2 separate regions of the Homo sapiens genome follow, and region 1 is linked to region 2. A link is a loop called in an ENCODE intact Hi-C map of the cell type or tissue named here. Cell type or tissue: breast epithelium. All regions are shown on one strand.

Evidence for each region. Peaks named below come from ENCODE experiments on the same cell type or tissue, not always from the same donor. Only the 100,000 strongest peaks of a DNase experiment are listed, where the experiment ranks them.
Region 1: a loop joins it to region 2, with 17 times the contacts of the local background. A loop is called at or near these places in 1 of 110 quality-filtered maps.

What each region holds. Positions count from the first base shown.
Region 1 is chr6:15,905,905-15,910,904 of GRCh38, reverse strand. No RefSeq gene overlaps it. Among named protein-coding and RNA genes, the nearest start is that of LINC02543, 87 kb to the left of the region's middle. RefSeq lists enhancers at 2,433-2,727, 4,694-4,873. In breast epithelium, no CTCF peak of the experiment used is centred here; a DNase peak (open chromatin) is centred at 2,624.
Region 2 is chr6:17,712,732-17,717,731 of GRCh38, reverse strand. No RefSeq gene overlaps it. Among named protein-coding and RNA genes, the nearest start is that of NUP153-AS1, 8.2 kb to the right of the region's middle. In breast epithelium, no CTCF peak of the experiment used is centred here; no DNase peak of the experiment used is centred here.

The DNA of each region.
Region 1 (5,000 bases), 1.8 Mb after region 2:
AGCTACTCAGGAGGCTGAGGCAGGAGAACCACTTGAACCTGGGAGGTGGAGGTTGCAGTGAGCCGAGATCACGCCATTGCACTCCAGCCTAGTATATAGAGTGAGACTCCATCTCGAAAAGAAAATAAATAAAAAAAATAAAATGTATTAAAATTTACAATGTGCCTCTGGACTCCTACCGTCCTTTGAAATTTCTAGATATATTTAAGTTAAAGTTAATTAAAATTTATTTCTTTTGAGAATGTCTTAACCCTCATAGAGAGCACTGGAGACCACCTATGGTGCCTCTAGTGTTGTGATTCAGTTCTCTCTGAAATTGTTTTCTAACCACAAACAGAAAGCACTCAAACCAAGATATTTAGGTGCTCCTTTAAATAACAATTCATATACTGTCTCTGTTTGCCTGGGCAGATTTCCTCTGTATTATTCTATCCTTAAATAAAATCTATAAGAGGCCATTGTTTTGGACTGAGCACCTGCATTAAGCCCCAACACACCAAACCAAAATGCAATCACTCATGATAAGTGCCACATAAGCAAACAGAAATTTTAAAAAACAGAAAAATACCCAAACAGGCCAGTTTTCAAAACAAACAAACAAACAAACAAACGCAACCCAGGAGATTCATAGCAACTAATCAAAAGAAGCCCAGTCAACCTGAGCCAGTGTTAAGGAAGTCCCATCTCCTTTCACCCATACAAGGAAAATAACCCAGAGTCAGCTGATGTTGACCAATCTGCTTTTTGCTGTTTTCCTCGTTCCCGCTCAGGTGCCTTACAAAAATCCACTGTTCTGCCATTCCTGACAGTCTATTTCAGAGACTGGACACTGCCTGGATTATGAATTGCTAATAATAGCCAATTCGATCTTTAAAGCTCAATGTGTTGGAATATCATGCTTTGACACTGTATTTGATAGTGTCGGGAAAAACCACCCTCCTATGGCCCTGACTTAAGAACCTAAAGAAAGCTGCTCTACGGAGTGCCCACAAGGCACTAGGTCCACATATTTTTAGTTCGTGTTATCTTCCTAACATACCTGCAAGCCATGCCTTTACCTTTGCCTCATAGGTGAGCAAAGTGAGGCTCCACAATGGTAAACAACTTACCCCAGGTCACATTGTCACACAGGTGGAGGGAGCAGGATTTGAATTCAAGACTGCTGCCACCAGAGCCACCTTGCCTGCTGCCCACGACCCTTGGACTTTGGGAGCTTCCCCTGAATCAGGTCTGCTGCAAGGACAGCCTCAGCATGCTCTCCCTAACTAGCCCTTTAGAACCTCGGGACCCAATAAAGGCTAAATCGTCCTCTTTAACTATCTCATTCTGCTTGTCTTTTCAGCCCTCTACTCATTTACAGAGATTACTTTAGGGCCTTCCTCCCTCCAGGTGCTCAGAGCTGTCATTATCAGAGATGAAAAAATCCCTGTCTGTATCTTCCTGATACGAGTTTCACACGAAAGTTAATGTCACAGTACAGCCTGCTTCTCCACAATCAAGCTCCTGAACCCTGCTTTTTTACAACCCTTCTATTATTGATTGATTGATTTGATGCATTATATTTGAATGTATTTACAGGGTACATGTGAAATTTTGTTACATGGATAGTCGGTAATGATAAGTCAGGGCATTTAGGGTTTCCAGCACCCAAATATTTATCATGTCTATGCGTTTAGTACATTTCAAGTCTTTATACTGGCTATACAGATTTGCTCATAGACTTTCTTCATAGCCACACACACACCCCGTCTCTCACACCTCATATATACTCCTCAGAGACACGCACATAAACACCCACACACCTAACATACTATACACAGACCTCACACACACACACACACACACGCACACACACATGCATCTTCCACCACACGCATGTTCATCCCCAGTGCTTTGCCCACCAGTAACCCCTTCATCCTTTGAGATTCACCTCCCTCAGGAAGTCTTTCCTTGATACCATCACCCCACAGCTGAATGAGGAGAATCTCTTGGGATCCCATCCCACTCTCCCTGTCCTACCCATTATTTTATCATTGGCTGTTTTCCGCAGCAGCAGGTGGGCTCCCAGAGGCCAGAGCTGAGCATTATTCACATTTGGGTCCCCCATCTTCCCTCCCCAACACCCTGTACCAGGAATGGCATCCAGCGCTCAGAATCTCAGTAAATACTTCTGGAATGTATGAGTGAGCTCTATTTCGGTGATAAAGAGCCCACTGGATTAATCTGCATAGCCTCCTGACTCCAGACTATCTGGGTCCAAACACCAAACATTATAACCTGATGCTAAATCTCTCTGGACTGTGGTGTGCTCATCTGTGAAGTGGAAATGATGTCAATGGCAATTAACACCCGACTGGCTGGCGGAGGAGATTCAATGAGGTTTTACACATATGTAGACCTACGTATATTAGTATGAAGCAAATAACATGATTTTCAATCCTTACGTGGGGAAAGTAAAACCACACAGCTCCCTTTGGAAAAACCACCCCTGATGCCTCATCTGACCAGGGAAACCGATGATTCTTCCGCCTTCCGGGGCCTCTCTCTTATCACAAGCAGACAGGTGGCCCAAGCACAATGGATTCAATCCATAATGGACTCCCAATCCAGTCTAACCGGTCTGGGCATCTCTGCCCCTAGGGGACTGAGCCCTTAATAAACAGATGTGTCTTCCAGCTCAGAACTGCAGACATGTGCGTGCTCATGTTTATGTCAGTAGCCTTTGTTCTAAATCCATACCAATACCCGTTTAGTATTTCTAACAGATTGGTTCTTTCTGATGTGACTGTCTGAACAAATGAAAAGCATTTCCCTGTGGCCTACCTGTCACACTTTTTTCCGTCCTCTAATTGAGAACACTTTCAAACCTCTCCAACTCCTGTTTGCCTCGCAGTAAGGTGAAGATTTGATTTCTTCCCTATTACAATTTTCTTTTGAGTCAAAACGAGTATCTTGGAAAAAAACAAGTATAGCTAAGGGAGAGGGCAAGTCCAGAAAAGCATATATAAGTTTGTGAGCCAAAATAAGGTTAGTGGTTCTGAAACTGCCATTGCAAAATTGTAACTGAAACAGTGAAAGAGATCCGACCTAAGCAACTTCATCTTGCTTCTAAACGTCAAGCTGTCCTTGTTCATTCCTGGGCATAGGCTGAACTAATTTGGGGAGGAACTTAGTTTACAGTTTAAAACAAAGACGATAACAGCCCTTTCCCCAAAGAAGCCTCCTTGTTGCCTGGGGACTAGACTGCCTTTGTAGGACTAACAGATTAGCCACAGATTAGAAATTATGGTCTAGGAGTCATGCAGCTGGAGGCTACAAGATTCTGACCCTCCCTAAACTGCTCCTAAGATCAGTGCTTGAGATATTTTGCAGACCCTGCACTTGATGGATCAGCTGGCACAGCTGGCACCACCCAGGTGGATAAACTGGCTCACCTGATCTTGTGGCCCCCACCCAGGAACTGACTCAGCACAAGAGGACAGCTTCAGTTCCCTACGATTTCATCTCTGACCTGACCAATCAGCACTCCCGGCTCACTGGCTTCTCCCCACCCACCAAGTTGTCTTTATGTTATTTATTTATTTTTTGAGACAGGGTCTTGCTCCGTAGCCCAGGCTGGAGTGCAGTGGTGCCATCTCAGCTCACTGCAACCTCTGCCTCCCTCGATCAAGTGATTCTCCAGTCTCAGCCTCCCGAGTAGCTGGGACTGCAGGCGCAGTCACCACGCCCAGCTTATTTTTGTATTTTTAGTAGAGATGGGGTTTCTCCATGTTGGCCAGGCTGGTCTCGAAGTCCTGACCTCAGGTGATCCACCCACCTCGGCCTCCCAAAGTGCTGGGATTACAGGTGTGAGCCACCGCGCCCAACCATCAAGTTGTCTTTAAAAGATCCGATCCCAGAATGCTCGGGAAGACTAATTTGAGTAATAATAAAATTCTGGACTCCCACACAGCCGGCTCTGTGTGAATTACTCTTTCTCTATTGTAATTCCCCTGTCTTGATAAATTGGTTCTGTCTAGGCAGCGGGCAAGGTGAACCCATTTGGCGGTTACAGTTCCAGTCCAGCCAGATGCCAGCCAGCGTGTGGGAGGCCCAGGCAGAGCAGTCTCAGCTGTAGATCCCTGGCGGTGGGCAACACCCCTCCCCACAGGTTCATGGTAACCTTTTCGCAAGACATCTGCCTCCTCAGATACCAGCATCCCAAATTCCTGCATGGCAATTTCATCCACTACAAATACCATACATTAGTATACATTAGAGAGAAGGGGAAATTGCATGATTTTTCTGGTGAAAGGCTAAGTGAGAAGGTGGGGGAGGAAGGCAAGCTCAATTCTACCTTAACTTGCTGGAAACAGATTGCATTCCTCCTTTCTGTTCCTCACTGTGCTGCCTTTGGTATTTCAGGCCCACAGTGCGTGCAACGGATTCCTCATTTGATTACATTGCTTGATATTTCATAAATTCTGAAAGATTGGCCTAATAGGGATGGAAGAGAAGATAGAATCATTTCTGGGTGCTGCATGTATGCCCTCCTGTCCCCACAGCTGTACCCTTTCTGGAAAAGTTGCCTGGGGCTCAGCCTAACAAGGGGAGGGAGGAAGCCTTCATCCAGTAAGAATCGGGGTAGGGCTCCAGCCATGTACCTCAGTGCATTTCAGCTGAGCACTTGCTATGGGCAAGTACTGCCCCAGGCCCTCGACATAATATCGTATGAGCTACTTGACAAATGATTGGAGGTCTGAGTATATGGGGGATGGGGGGAATTTGCGTTGCCTGACATGCACAATGAAGATAGCAGCAAGTAGCCTCAGAGCAGGGAGTGGGAGTACTGTGTGGGAGACAAGCACTCAACTCTTGATCTGGAATGTTTATCCTTGTCCTGGGCCCCAACCCACAGCTCATTGACCCATGATGTCCTCTACCCTCTGCTTCACCAAAGACACAGCAACAGAGAGAAACAGAAAGAGGAAGAGGAAAGTGAGTCACAGGGAATAACTGTC
Region 2 (5,000 bases):
AGAGTCTCACTCTGTCGCCAGGCTGGAGTGCAGTGGTGTGATCTTAGCTCATGGCAACCTCCGCCTCTCAGGTTCGAGCGATTCTCCTGCCTCAGCCTCCCAAGTAGCTGGGACTACAGGCACGTGCCACCATGCCCAGCTAATTTTTGTATTTTTAGTAGAGATGGGGTTTCACCATGTTGGCCAGGATGGTCTTGATCTCTTGACCTCGTGATCCACCCGCCTCAGCCTCCCAAAGTTCTGGGATTACAGGCGTGAGCCACCGCGTCCGGCCGAAGGTCTGTTTTTAAAGTGCACTTCCTTCTCCCTTCAGGTCACATTCCTATTTTGGCATAATCCCCCAGAGAAAGCACCATCTTGATCTGAGTCCATAAAAGTGATTTTTCTGAGGCCAGGCGCGGTGGCTCACGCCTGTAATCCCAGCACTTTGGGAGGCCAATGAGGGTGGATCACTAGGTCAGGAGATCGAGACCATCCTGGCTAACACGGTGAAACCCTGTCTCTACTAAAAATACAAAAAATTAGCCGGGCATGGTGGCGGGCACCTGTAGTTCCAACTACTCGGGAGGCTGAGGCAGGAGAATGGCGTGAACCCGGAAGGCGGAGTTTGCAGTGAGCTGAGATCGCGCCACTGCACTCTAGCCTGGGCGACAGAGCGAGACTCCGTCTCAAAAAAAAAAAAAAAGTGATTTTTCTGTTTACCTCTGATACTGCAAATAGTACATGGTCTCAGGTAAATTGTGTTTAAAAGCAAAAGGGAGATTTCAAGTGTTCTAGCAATAAAAGATTGTTTTAACAAGTTTCATTTTAAAGTATTTTTTTTCAAACACAGAAAACATTTGCATAACATAAAAGTTGTTGAGGGAAATAAGGAATTGTGAAACCTCCTATAAATGTCCATTCATCCTTTCAATAAATATTCATTCAATTTGTGCCTGGCTTTATGGATACAAAATGTGAGGAAAACATGAAGTGACAATGACGAGGGTCTTTTCTTTTCCATGTATTATTTATTAGTCCTTCATTATTTATGACGCCAGTAAGTGACACTCTGGGTTTCGGTAACACCATTTCTGCAAGGTATCACTCATCCTTTGTTCGTTTTTTTACAGCTTTTGAATTTAGGTCAACAAGGAGCCAATCTGGACCCAAAAGACTGCCTTATAGAGGGAAAATACACCAAGGGTGAGTTCAGGTTGGCCGTGAACCTGGCAGAATTTTTGATGGTATTTTCAGACATGTCTAGCAGTGACTATTTGCCAGAATTTAAAATTTGCCCTCCCTGCTTGCTCGTCTCAGCCTCCTTCTCTTTTGTCTGACATCACTCCTTAAACATTTCCTCTTTTCTTTTTCTATATTCCTTCCATATATAGGAAGTTTTCAGTGGAAAATTGCTGGAGAAATTGAAACAAGTGATCTGACCTGTTTTGTTTGGATCTCATGTAAAACTAACCACTGCACTTTTCTTGTTCTTTTCATTAACTTGAAATTAGGATATCCCAATTCCTACTAAAAAATATAAAAATTAGCCGGGTTTGGTGGCAGGTGCCTGTAGTCCCAGCTACTTGGGAGGCTGAGGCAGGAGAATCACTTGAACTATGGAGGCGGAGGTTGCAGTGAGCGGAGATCTCACCACTGCACTCTAGCCCGGGCAACAGAGCAAGACACGATCTCAAAAAAAAATAATAATAATAATAAAGAAGAAAGAAAGAAAGAAAGAAATTAAGGCAGAAAGCTTCTCAGAACTGTCGCGTTTTTTCCCCTCCATCTCAGTTTTGGATTTTCTTTTTTTTTTTGAGACAGAGTTTTGCTCTTTTTGCCCAGGTTGGAGTGCAATTGGTGCGATCTCAGCTTACCACAACCTCCGCCTCCTGGGTTCAAGGAATTCTCCTGCCTCAACCTCCCGAGTAGCTGTGATTACAGGCATATGCCACCACACCCGGCTAATTTGGTATTTTTAGCAGAGACGAGGTTTCTCCATGTTGGTCTGGCTGGTCTCGAACTCCCGACCTCAGTTTTGGATACTTTTCAAAGGACCGTGTTCTAAAGTTAGTGGTGTAGGCAAAAAGTCAGTTCCTCTTTGTTTGTAAACCAAAACCAAACCTTGAGAGGAGACTCTGCTGGTACAGGAGGAGGCATAGTTGTAAAGGCTGGGACCTTATGATGAGGAGTCAAAGAGGCAGAGCTATAGTGGACAAGAGCGAAGAGAGAAAAATGGCATTTCCTTCCCAATTGTCTACTACTCCTGGTGCCCCTTTGTGGATTTGCCTCCTCACTGCACAGCAGCAGACCACTACTTTGCAGAGTAACTGCTGGCCAACATGGATATCCAGTATGAGAGAGACAAGTGATTAAACTCAAGCATCAGCAAGGATGAAGCTAAAATCAATCCTGGGTCTCAGCACTTCGGCTGGAAGGGATGGGCCTAAAAGCGGGTGCTTCTTGTAGGAAGTGCTTATGAGTCACTGCTGACTCATTGAAGGGGCAAGATTTTATGACCAAACAAGTGAAAAAGAAAATGTAACTGTTACTAATTGAAAGCATTTAAGTTATGGCTTGGGTTTAACTGTGGCTAGTTGATGCTCTTTGTTGCTTGGTTGTGGCCTTCTTGGAGGCCTATGGTCTGCTTTGATGCTTTTATTCTACACATTGTATGGGTACATAGTGGAAGCTACACCTTCATGGGGAGAGGGGGAGAGTTTTCTGTAGTTGGGGGTGGTTGTTTAAGTAGGTTTTGCTCAACGTCTGCAAAGTTGCCTTCAATTTGTTTGGTGATACTGCCTTTTTAATACTAAATGTAGAATGATATAACCTCACTCATCTTTGCTTTGGAGAATATTTGAAGAGTTCTTTTTATTGGGTTTTTTTTTTTTTTTTTTTTTTTGGTTTTAAAGAAGCCTACTTTTGGTAGCTCATGATATCCTACTGTCATTATAATGGATCCAAACAAGGTAAGCTACATTGAGGCCACTGGCCATGGATTATAGATATTGGCTTAAAATCATCTTAACTAACCATTATGCTTGTGTAATTGCTCTGTTAAATCAACTCTGCTACCTGTGATGATACAGAATAAGGATGTGCTAAATCCAGATTTTCATTTCAGCTAGTAGCCTAGCTTCCTTTGGAAATAGAAGCTAATGAAAATAACAATTAAAAAATGGTTCATCTCATTTCTGCTCACTTTGTGGTAAAAGTGAAAGTTACTGAATGGTAAAAGGAAAAAAAAAATCTACATGATCAATAAGCTGCTGGCTCATCAATTCTTACTTAAATTGTTGGTTGTTGTAGATGAGCAAGGAACAGAAATTCCTAAGCCTGCTCTTTACAGGAACTTCAGTGACCTCATTATCTGCCCTTGATGTTTAACTGTTCACATGAGCAAACATGCTTCTATTTGGCCTACACAAGGGGTGATGTATGTAAGTTTTTAAATATGATTTTTCACCTTTTGTATTGCACAGCTTTTTAGGCCTTCTCTATTGCAGGAGTTAAGAACAATAGGCATGTTGTGATGACTTCTTCTGGAAACTTTTAGACTAACATATCCATTATTGTTATCAAATTGAACTTTTCCAGAAGTAATGTTTGGAGAAAATACTATGTCCAATTATTGTCTTAGCTTCATAGCAGCTATTTAAGAGGTCAAGCTATGGCCGGGCACGGTGGCTCACGCCTGTAATCCCAGCACTCTGGGAGGCCAAGGCAGGCGGATCACGAGGTCAGGAGATCGAGACCATCCTGGCTAACACAGTGAAACCCCGTCTCTACTAAAAAAAAAAAAATACAAAAAATTAGCCAGCCATAGTGGCGGGCACCTGTAGTCCCAGCTACTCGGGAGGCTGAGGCAGAAGAATGGCGTGAACCCGGGAGGCGGAGCTTGCAGTGAGCCGAGATCGTGCCACTGCACTCCAGCACTCCAGCCTGGACGACAGAGGCAGACTCCGTCTGAAAAAAAAAAAAAAAAAAAGAGGTCAAGCTACTAGAGGTAGGTAATCTAATTGTTTTTATGATTTGTCAAGTAGAAAGCTGCTACCATTCCTGCCTTTACAGTTTAGAAAAATTACAGTTTATTCCAAGTTGCCTGAATTCTCATCTAGCATTCCAGATATATTAGATGCCAATCCAAGCCTAAGAATATTCCCTCCTAGAGTGCCCGCTTGCTTTTCTACCTTAAAAATGATTTTGTGACTACAACGGAATGAGAAAAGTCATCGCAATTCTAAGAAAGTAGCCTGATATTTCTTTTAGGAATTTATCTCTGCTCATAGCTTCTTGGATTAGGGTTTACTTTACATCCATTTTTTTTTTTCATGAATTAGTTCTAAAATAAAATTTTTCTTTTTCTTTTGCAACCAACCAAACAACCAGCAGTGACTAAAAGAAAATTTGTATAAGAAAAGGATACATGGGAATTAGCAAGGGGTTCTTGAAATATCTATGCTTAAGTATATTTCATAACTAATGCTCAGTTTTAGACCCTTAACATTTCAGATGTTAATAACTTCTGCTAGATTACCTTTTTCCTTTGGAAAAAAAAAGTTAATGAAAGAATAATTAAAAAATGGTTCATTCCATTTCTGCTCACTTTGTGGTAAAGGAGAAAGGTACAGAATGATAAAGAAGAGGAAAAAAAACTACATGTTGTATAAGCTGTTGGTTCATCAATTCTTAAATTGTTGATTGTTGTAGATTAGTAAGGAACAGAAGTTCCTAAGCCTGCTCTTTACGGGAACTTCAGGTACCTCATTGTCTTGCCTTCAAAGTTAATCTAACTTCAGATTAATAACTTCTGGTGGCATGGTTTTGAAACAATGCTCCTAGAATGTAATACAGTTCACCTGGTGATCTTGTTAAAATGTAGATTCTGATTGTGTTGGCTTGGGATGGGCAGAGCTGCTTTATTCTAACAAGCTCCCGGGGGCTGCAGCTGGTGCTTGCTGGTCAGAGTAGCAGCAAGAGGCCAAAAGTCACTGTTTGTTTAAACTGGGTAGTTCATG